Linked DNA regions of Homo sapiens: region 1 is linked to region 2. A link is a loop called in an ENCODE intact Hi-C map of the cell type or tissue named here. Cell type or tissue: OCI-LY7. All regions are shown on one strand. Each heading gives the region's core, and the rest is flanking DNA. Links, peaks and the distances in the headings are about the cores only. Region 1 overlaps ARHGAP44 (Rho GTPase activating protein 44). Region 2 overlaps ARHGAP44 (Rho GTPase activating protein 44).

What was found. A loop is a pair of places that touch in the nucleus more often than their neighbours do. Peaks named below come from ENCODE experiments on the same cell type or tissue, not always from the same donor. Only the 100,000 strongest peaks of a DNase experiment are listed, where the experiment ranks them.
Region 1: a loop joins it to region 2, with 7 times the contacts of the local background. A loop is called at or near these places in 2 of 110 quality-filtered maps.

The regions. Positions count from the first base shown.
Region 1 is chr17:12,814,074-12,818,473 of GRCh38, forward strand. All of the region lies in intron 1 of ARHGAP44 (Rho GTPase activating protein 44), which reads left to right. Among named protein-coding and RNA genes, the nearest start is that of ARHGAP44-AS1, 26 kb to the left of the region's middle. RefSeq lists an enhancer at 1,736-1,825. In OCI-LY7, for the core only: no CTCF peak of the experiment used is centred there; a DNase peak (open chromatin) is centred at 2,008; H3K4me3 peaks cover 2,797 bases; H3K27ac peaks cover 3,104 bases.
Region 2 is chr17:12,926,431-12,930,830 of GRCh38, forward strand. It overlaps ARHGAP44 (Rho GTPase activating protein 44), which reads left to right. Exons shown (of 21, transcript NM_014859.6): 7 at 2,499-2,616. Among named protein-coding and RNA genes, the nearest start is that of MIR1269B, 11 kb to the left of the region's middle. In OCI-LY7, for the core only: CTCF peaks have their summits at 2,496 (motif pointing right) and 2,697; DNase peaks (open chromatin) are centred at 1,221 and 2,461; H3K4me3 peaks cover 1,169 bases; H3K27ac peaks cover 2,130 bases.

The sequences.
Region 1 (4,400 bases), core at 221-4,220, 110 kb before region 2:
TATCAGGCTTTCTTAATTCATCTCCCTTTTTGATAAGCCTGAAATGTGTATGCTCTTCTCTTTGGGGTTTTTCAGACTCTGATACACTCTCCTTGGGTGGTGGGGGGCCTGCCAGGTCACACACCCTTCCCTGTTACTGTGCAGCCACCTCCCAAACTGGTGTTTTTTTTTTTTTTTTTTTTTTTGAGATGGAGTCTTGCACTTTCACCCAGGCTGGAGTGCAGTGGCGTGATCTCGGCTCACTGCACCCTCCGCCTCCTGAGTTCAAGCAATTCTCCTGCCTCAGCCTCCCGAGTAGCTGGGATTACAGGCGCCTGCCACCACACCCGGCTAATTTTTGTATTTTTAGTAGAGACGGGGTTTCACCATGTTGGCCAGGCTGGTCTCGAACTCCTGACCTCAGGTGATCTGCCCGCCTCGGCCTCCCGAAGTGCTGGGATTACATGGGTGAGCCACCGCATCTGGCCCCAAGCTTGTTTGTGTAACTTTTCTGTACCCGGAGCAGATATAGATTAATTCTTTACTTGAATAGAGGCCACCGTGAAAGACAAGCAAGTTCATATATTGATGGGAATATATGTTTATATGCATATATGCAAGCATACCTATATTGCACCCTCATATTACATATAGCAAATGCTGTTAGTGGTTTTAATTTTTCACGTCTACCTGGCACACTCCTCCACTGGGTGTACTCCTCTTGTTTTCCTCTCTTCCTTCTTATCTCCTGCTCCCTCCTTATTTTTACTTTTGATTTATCTTTCTGAAAAAAACCCCAAAAAACCCCCAAAAAAGCAAAAACCCTCCTTTACTTTTCACACATCTTAAAGTGGTAAATATTGCTGAATCATGGTTGACTGATAGGGTCAGATTGTTGTGAGGAAACTGTTCAGTTTTCTTCCCGACTCTCCTCACCTTCTCCCACCCCTACCCAGGGCATTAGAAACCCTGGTTTGATTTTCCTTGAACCTCCCCCACCACCTGCTTTTACTTCTCCTCTCTCCTGGCTTTAGAGAAGTGAGGACAAAAGGACTCTGCTGCAGGTTGTTCTTTTGATTTTTTTTTTTTAAAAGATTCTTGTCCTGGCTTTCCTGATTCTCCAGAGTCTCCTGGGATTTTGTAGAACAAAATAGAAGAGGGAGGAGAAGCAGGGTTCCCCTAAAGGTTATCCTGTAGGCATTTAGAATGTACAATCTCATACACGGCTGTCTACTGTATTTCCTTGCAAACATTCCGCCTCGCACTTATTCTGTGAGGGAAATAAGCAGTTTCCCCACATAGCCAATAAAAGTGTATTGTGTTCAATACTAGGAGAAATACAGAAATAGCCTTGGTGGGGTAGAAAAGGCTGGAAGCGTGAATAATAGAATATAGCACATAACAAAGAGGTAAAGACTAAAAGATCAGAAAGGATTTTGAGTGGGAGAATGTTATGATCCCTGAGGAAAATGATAGATTTTTAAACTATTATGAAATTAGAGCCCCCATGACTCCATTTTACAGGAGAGTATACCAGTCAGGAGAAGATAAGAAATTGGCTCCAAATCAAAGCAAGTAAGTGGCAGACTAGAACCTAGTGGAATCCAGGAACTGCCCAGGTCCCAAATTGGCCGTTGGGTGGTATGTACATAGGTCAGATACCAACAACATGACAAGAATTGAAAACTCTCTTTCCTCTCCTTTTATTGCTTGAGAAGCTTCATGGGGGAGGTGGAACTTGAAAGTGAGCCGTTAAGAATAGTTCAGAGTTAAATAAGGAGATGAGCAGGCAGTCTGTAGGAAGAGAACCAAGTACAGAGAGTTGGGAATAGATGTTGTGTTTCACAGTCACTGGACAGATGGAACTATTTAGAAGGAAGTGGGTATTGTGGAGGTTGGTGGAAGGTCAAATGCTGGGGAGACTGGGCTTTTAGTGGGGCTGTGGAAGCTGAGCACAGTAGTTGAGATATGGTCTGTGAGGCAGTGGGAGTTACTGAACGCAGTTGAAAGGGGAAGTGAGATTATAGGCATGGTTGATTTGGAACAGTACCTTAGTTGCAGTATGCAGGGTGGATTGAAAAAGGGGAGCCTGCCATGAAGGAAGCCAACAAAGAAAATGTCAAGTAGAAGGCAGATCTGTTTGAGCCTCTTGGTTTTTAGGCATATTTGGGTGGTGAGAAATGGTTTTCTCTGCTCCTCAGCACTCTTCTTTTATTCATCTTGAAGCTATAAACTTGAGCAAAGAAGGTGACCTTCTCCAGTTGAGAAGGTATAAAACTAACCATACACACCCCTGCTAAAACTGCCACACAAGCTTTTAGGACAAAATCAGTGGACACTTAAATTAATTTGAGTGGAATATGATGAGGAATTATATTAGGGTAGGGAAAGTCATAAATCTTAAATATGATAAAAAGGATGAAAATTGGAAAGGAGCTTTAAGCTGTCATTATTTTCAGATATGATTGTTTATGTAAACTAAAAAATTACTGCAAATGAATAATTAGAATTATTAAGAGTTTAGCAAGCTTGCTCAATTCAAAAGAAAGGTGGGGTGTATTTATTAATATATCAGATACAGTGGACTTCAAGGAAAATTACAGAGATAAAGGAAGACATTACATACTGATAAAAGAGTCAGTTTACCAGAAAGACAAAATAATTCTACGTGTGTATGCATCTGAGAATAGAGGCTCAAAATACATGAAGAAAAAAGTGATAGAACCAAAAGGACAAGTAGACAAATCCACAGTTATAGGTGAGGACTTTGACACTCCTGTCTTAGTTATTGATAGAATTAGTTCACAGAAAATTAGCAAGGACATAGAAGAACTGAACAACACTGTAAACCAACTGGATCTAATTGGCATTTATAGAATACTTCACTCAACAATAAGATATACAGAGGATACATATTCTTTTCTAGTGCTCGTGAAACATTCACCAAGGTTGACTATATCCTCATCCATAAAGTAAATTTTTAACTGATTTTAAAATGTGAAACCATACAGAGTATGTTCTCTGACCATAATGGAGTTCAACTAGAAATCTGTAACAGAAAGATAACTAGGAAACCCCAAATGTCTGGTAATATAGTTAAGTAAATAATCCATAGGTGAAAAGAGGAAATTTCATGGGAAATTAAAAAGTATTTAGAACTGAATGAAAATGAAAACACAACATATCAAAATTTGTGGGGTGCATCTAATGATTGGAGGGAATGTAATAGCATTAAATGCTTAATTAGAAAAGAGGAATGGATACCCCATTTACCCTGTGATTATTATGCATTGCACGCCTGTGTCAATAAACCTCATGTAGCACATAAGTATATATACCTACTATATACCCACAAAAATTAAGAAGTAAAAGAAGAATGGTCTCAAATCAGTAATATAAGGTTCTACCTTAAGAAAATAGAAAAGGAGGAACAAAATAAACCCCAAATCAGGCAGAATGAAAGAAGTAATAAAGAGATGAGTAGAAATCACTGAAATAGAAAACAGAAAAAAATTAGAATAAATGAAAACAAAAGCTGATGTTTTGAAAAGATCGATAAAGTTGATCTGGCCAGACCGACTAAGGAAAAATGTAAGTGAAAACACAAATTACTAATATCAGGAATAAACAACGGGATATCACTGCAGACCTGGAAAGTTGTTTAAAGGATTAAAAAGTATCACACACCATTTTGCACATAAATTGGACAATTTGAGTAAAATATACCAACTCCTTGAAAACCGCAAATTACTGAAATTCACCAAAGAAGAAATAATGTATCTTGAAAAGTGGAGATAATTGGAATACTTTTATTACTATAAATAGAGTTCTTTTTGAAAACAAAACTCTGGGACCAGGTATTTTCACTGACAGTTGTACCAAACATTTGAGGGAATAACACAGTCTCTTTCAGAAAACAGAAGGAGAGAGAACACTTCATATCTATTTTGTGAGGTCTTTATTACACTGATAGTAAAATCAAAGATATTACAGAAAAAGAGAATTATAGACGAACAGTCCTCATGAACACAGATGTAAAAAATCTTCACAAATCAAATGCAGCAATATGTAAAAAATATAAAACATTATGACCAAGTGAGGTTTATTTACCCCAGTAATGTATGGTTGGGCCAACATTCACAAATCACTGTAATTTCTCATTTTAAATGACTCAACTGGTACAGCCAAAGCAAATGACAAAATTCAAAATCCATTCATGATAAGACATTTTACCAAACTAGAATTATTAGGAATTTTAAACTGGTAAGGTGCATCTGGAAAAGAAAAAAAAAAAAAAAAAACAACCCTACAACTCACATCATATTTAATGGTAGAAGAGTGAACGCTTTTCCCCTAAGACTGAAATTGAGGCAGGGATGTTCGCTTTCATTTCTTCTACTTAACCTTGTAGTGGTGATCCT
Region 2 (4,400 bases), core at 281-4,280:
ATATATATGTATATACATAATATATATACATATATAATATATATAATATATATGTATGTATAATATATGTATATATATTATATATGCATATATATTATACATACATATATATTATATATATAACATTGTAAATTGTAAATAAAATTTCTTATAAAAAGGGGAAATGTATATGTTTTTAAAGCATCAAGATACTGACTACAGGATAAAATCTGGAGGAAAAAATAGATGAGAATAAAAAGAAAAGAAGGAACTTGGGAAAATGTCTTCATTTTAATATACCTATATTTAGTATGATTCTGTTTTTTAAAAAATTTAATCCTGAGTTACAAAGCCATAAAAATCTACTTAGTGTTTGTAGTCACTTTATATATATTTTAAACACTTTCATATTGGTTAGTTATTTTTTCTTCAGGTAGCATGAGTCAGATGGTGGTTCTAACTTAATTCCATAATCTACCATTGTGTTGTAGTTATTGTCTGAGATCTAAATTACAGCCATGGCATCTCGTATTTTATTCTCCAAAACTCCACAACACTTTAATACTTTATTTGAAATGATTCAACTGGGAGAGTATTAATCAAATATATCACTTGTATAGGGTAAACCTTTATAAGAAAAAATTACCCAGGAATTCTTCCTAATCTTGATCTGTTATTTTTTTTTCAACTTAGATGTTGAAACATCTTTCAGTAGAATATTTCCTTTCTAGTTTGCCCTGAATTCTTATCTTGGAATCAGGAATCTTTCAGAGAACATGTGTTCATCTCTGGAGCTTCAAGCCAGCTTGATGTCTCAAAACCTTTTTAAAGTAATTTTCCCGTGATTGCATTCTTTAAGTGACAGAGAATCCTCATTTTTGCTCCTTTTTGCTAACAGCAAGGAGACTTTTAGTTTCCATTTCTTGTATTATAGAGCCTTGCATTCTTCTGTTTTTCCTGCAGATAGCAAAAGAGAAAAGAATAGTGGAGTAGAGAAAATACTAAATGATTAGATTCTTGACTCTTGACATGAGAATGACATTCTACTTTCTGTCCTCGCATCAGAGGCTGCAGACTGATGGTCTGAGATCCAGATAGAGCCCCCAGAGCTCTCTTGTTTGGTCTGTATGCTGTTAGCCTGCATGGTTTTTAAAAGAAATTATTTGTTGCCACATTTCACTTGGGAGAGTTCACATAACAATTTCCTCCTTCTCTAGTCAGTTGAAACATCTGGCAACCCATGACCCAGCTTCCTGCCCACCTCAGCCCCATCAGCTGGAGCTCATGAACAGCTACCCTCTCTTAAACAAGGCAGGATCCCTCCTACCAAGTTCCCAGCTCCCCCTGCTCCCGCCTGACTTCCCAAGACTAAAGCCAGCCTTGGCTGCTGTTTGTCCTCCTGATTACAGGATTGTTTTTCTTAGAGCTGAGAAATAGTTTTATATTTCCTGTCTCCATTACAAGTAGGAAATAGAGGATCGTGCGGACTAGTTTTTAAGATAATGGCCCATTTGATTTATTTTATTTTTTTTTAACTTGCTGGCCTCTATAACCCATTGAGTTTACAGACTCAGGAGAGGAACCCACTGCTGAGACCTAATTCAGCTACTACTATAGCATAATTGGAACCATCTTTCCAATTATGCCTACTTTTGGTAATTCCCTGCTGATAACACAGCAGCCAGAAATATTTGTATTTCCTCCTAAAGTTTTCTGAGTGACTTCGTTAGAAGGCCAAATTTTTAAGAAAACATTCATGAGGAATCTAAATGTTGCCATAAAAATTGTTTTGGGCTTACCAGTGGAGATTTTTGCTATCAGATTTGTTTTTAATCTTACCAGCATGTCTTCTCACTTAGCATACGTCACTGGCTTCAAGCCAAGAAGGTGAGGATTTCCATACTCAAATTCCCACAGGATAGGCAGGGGACTTAAACCAATGATAGAGACTGTGCTTAAAGGGCAGTGATAGTTATTTTGAAATATATAATATACAGTATATTACTATAATCACCCTGATTAAACTTCAGATGTCTCACCACAGAAAATCATGAGTAAGTGAGGTGATGGATATGTTAACTAGCTTGATTTAATCATTCCATACTGTGTGTGTGTGTACATGTGTACATATATCCCAACACATCACATTGTACCCATAAATGTATATGATTATGATTTATCCATTAAAAATAACATTAATTTTTTTAAAAAGACAGCAGTAGTGATTGCCATTTGGCTTTAGTGTTTGGAAGACAATAGAGAAAATAGTGACAAACCAGGGGATGCTCGTCCTATCTGAAGGGGCAGCTGATTCTCAGCTTCAGTAAGCAGTTGACGCATGGAAATATGGGCCCACTGTCTCCTTGCCTAGTCCTTGGTGCCTTTTCATGACCTCCCTTTTCCAGTGAGGGTATGTAGTTCCCTGGGTGATATTTGTAACCAGATGTTTTCTCAGTGCTCCCATGGGATCCCCAGGGCTCTACCTGTCTCACATCTCTTTTTCTCCTATTTTCCATCAGGTGGCAGCAGACTTCCAAGTCTTCAGGTTTGTCCAGCAGCTTACAGCCTGCGGGTGCCAAGGCTGATGCCCTCAGGGAAGAAATGGAAGAGGCTGCCAACAGAGTGGAGATTTGCAGGGTACCTGCCCTCTTTGCTCCTCTCTACTGGGACAGGCTGGGGAGCCCTCAGGGATTCCCTTTTTGTTCACTGGAGTTCTCTTAAAACTCTGTCAGTGAGGCTCTAGTTGAACTGAATGTCCCCAAGCCCGCCGGCTAGCATCTCCAAGGAGTCCAGGATGAACCCAAGGAGTTGGGGCTTTGATGGTGACCTAGACAGGGAGGCAGCATTCATTTATCATTGGTGGTCCTGCATGCTAGGCAAAGAGGAATGACCTTTATTTCTGTGTGAAGCTTTTGTAAATCATCTGAGTCCCAAAGAATAAATTCTAGGTGACACAGGACAGTTGAGAATTTGACCATAGATGAGCCTTGACTCACTGTTGATACTTAGTTATTTCCTTTTTGGCTGCGTTTTGATATTTCCTGAGTTGCTTTATCCATCCTATGCCTCCTGGAAGACACTTATCTATGAAGTTGAAATGCTAGCCATGAAAAGAGTCACAGAAAAGAAAACTTCCCACTTGTTAAGAGAGAGGACATCGTTCTGAAAACTGCGACTCTGTACTCGTGTAATGATGTCCTTCGTTGTACTCATTCAGATGTTTCCCATCTCCTTTTCTTGCAAATATTTCACAGGACTTAGGTAGCAATAGACCATTCACGATGCTCTGTGTATATGTACATCTCTTTACCTGCATATATGTCAGCTTGGGTTTCTAAGGAAACCAAAACTCTATTTAGACCCAAGGAACAAAAACATCACATTTCTGTAACTATTCTGGGAACCTGTCCTAATCACATCCAGTTTTGAAGGAGAATAACCAGTTTGCCTGTGGACATCTCTGTTCTTCATGGCTCTGTCTAGTCTTAGCTTGTCCATAGGCTTTTTCTCTTACAGCCACCCTGTGCAAGTGGCTTTGACCTTGCATTCAGGTGACATTCAGAATCAGGGAGAATTTCTCTCTAGAATTAGAAACATTGAAAGATTTTTAAAGAATTCATTATCTCCCAGCCTACAGTACTATGGAACCAAGCAAAGTAAGACTAGTACTTCATATGCCAGATTTTTTGTGAGTGCAGCTGATTTGTCATTTGAACTCCTGCATATATGCCAAATATCTGGCGTGTGTGGTATTCCTGAAGCATAACTCTTCTCTCCTTCCAATTTCATTTTTACTGTGTTTTCTTTTTTTATTCTTTTCTCTCTCTCTCTTTTTTTTTTTGAGGCAGAGTTTCGTTCTTGTTGCCCATGCTGGAGTGCAATGGCACGGTCTTGGCTCACCGCAACTTCCGTCTCCCAGGTTGAAGTGATTCTCCTGCCTCAGCCTCCCAAGTAGCTGGGATTATAGGTGCACACAACCACGCTTGGCTAATTTTTTTTGTATTTTTAGTAGAGACGGGGGTTTTACCATATTGGCCAGGCTGGTCATGAACTCCTGATCTCAGGTGATCTACCTGCCTCGGCCTCACAAAGTGCTGGGATTACAGGCGTGAGCCACCGTGCCTGGCCTACCGTCTATTTTTTAACTATCTACCATGGATCTATGTTCCTCTGTTAAGAATTCTTTTTTCTTTTAATTTCTTTTTCAATAGACAAGAGAGGGTGGTGGTAAGCAAGGATGCTGGATGTGAATATCCAAATAGATCAGGATAAAAGTTCAGTAGCTTTATCCATTCCTGTCTAGCTTATATTCGCTATTGTGCCAAAAATGTATTCATTTCCTCTTCAAAGATTCGTAGTACATGTTCAGCATAATGAGTTAAAAAATACAAAAATATATAAAGAAAAACACTAATATTCTC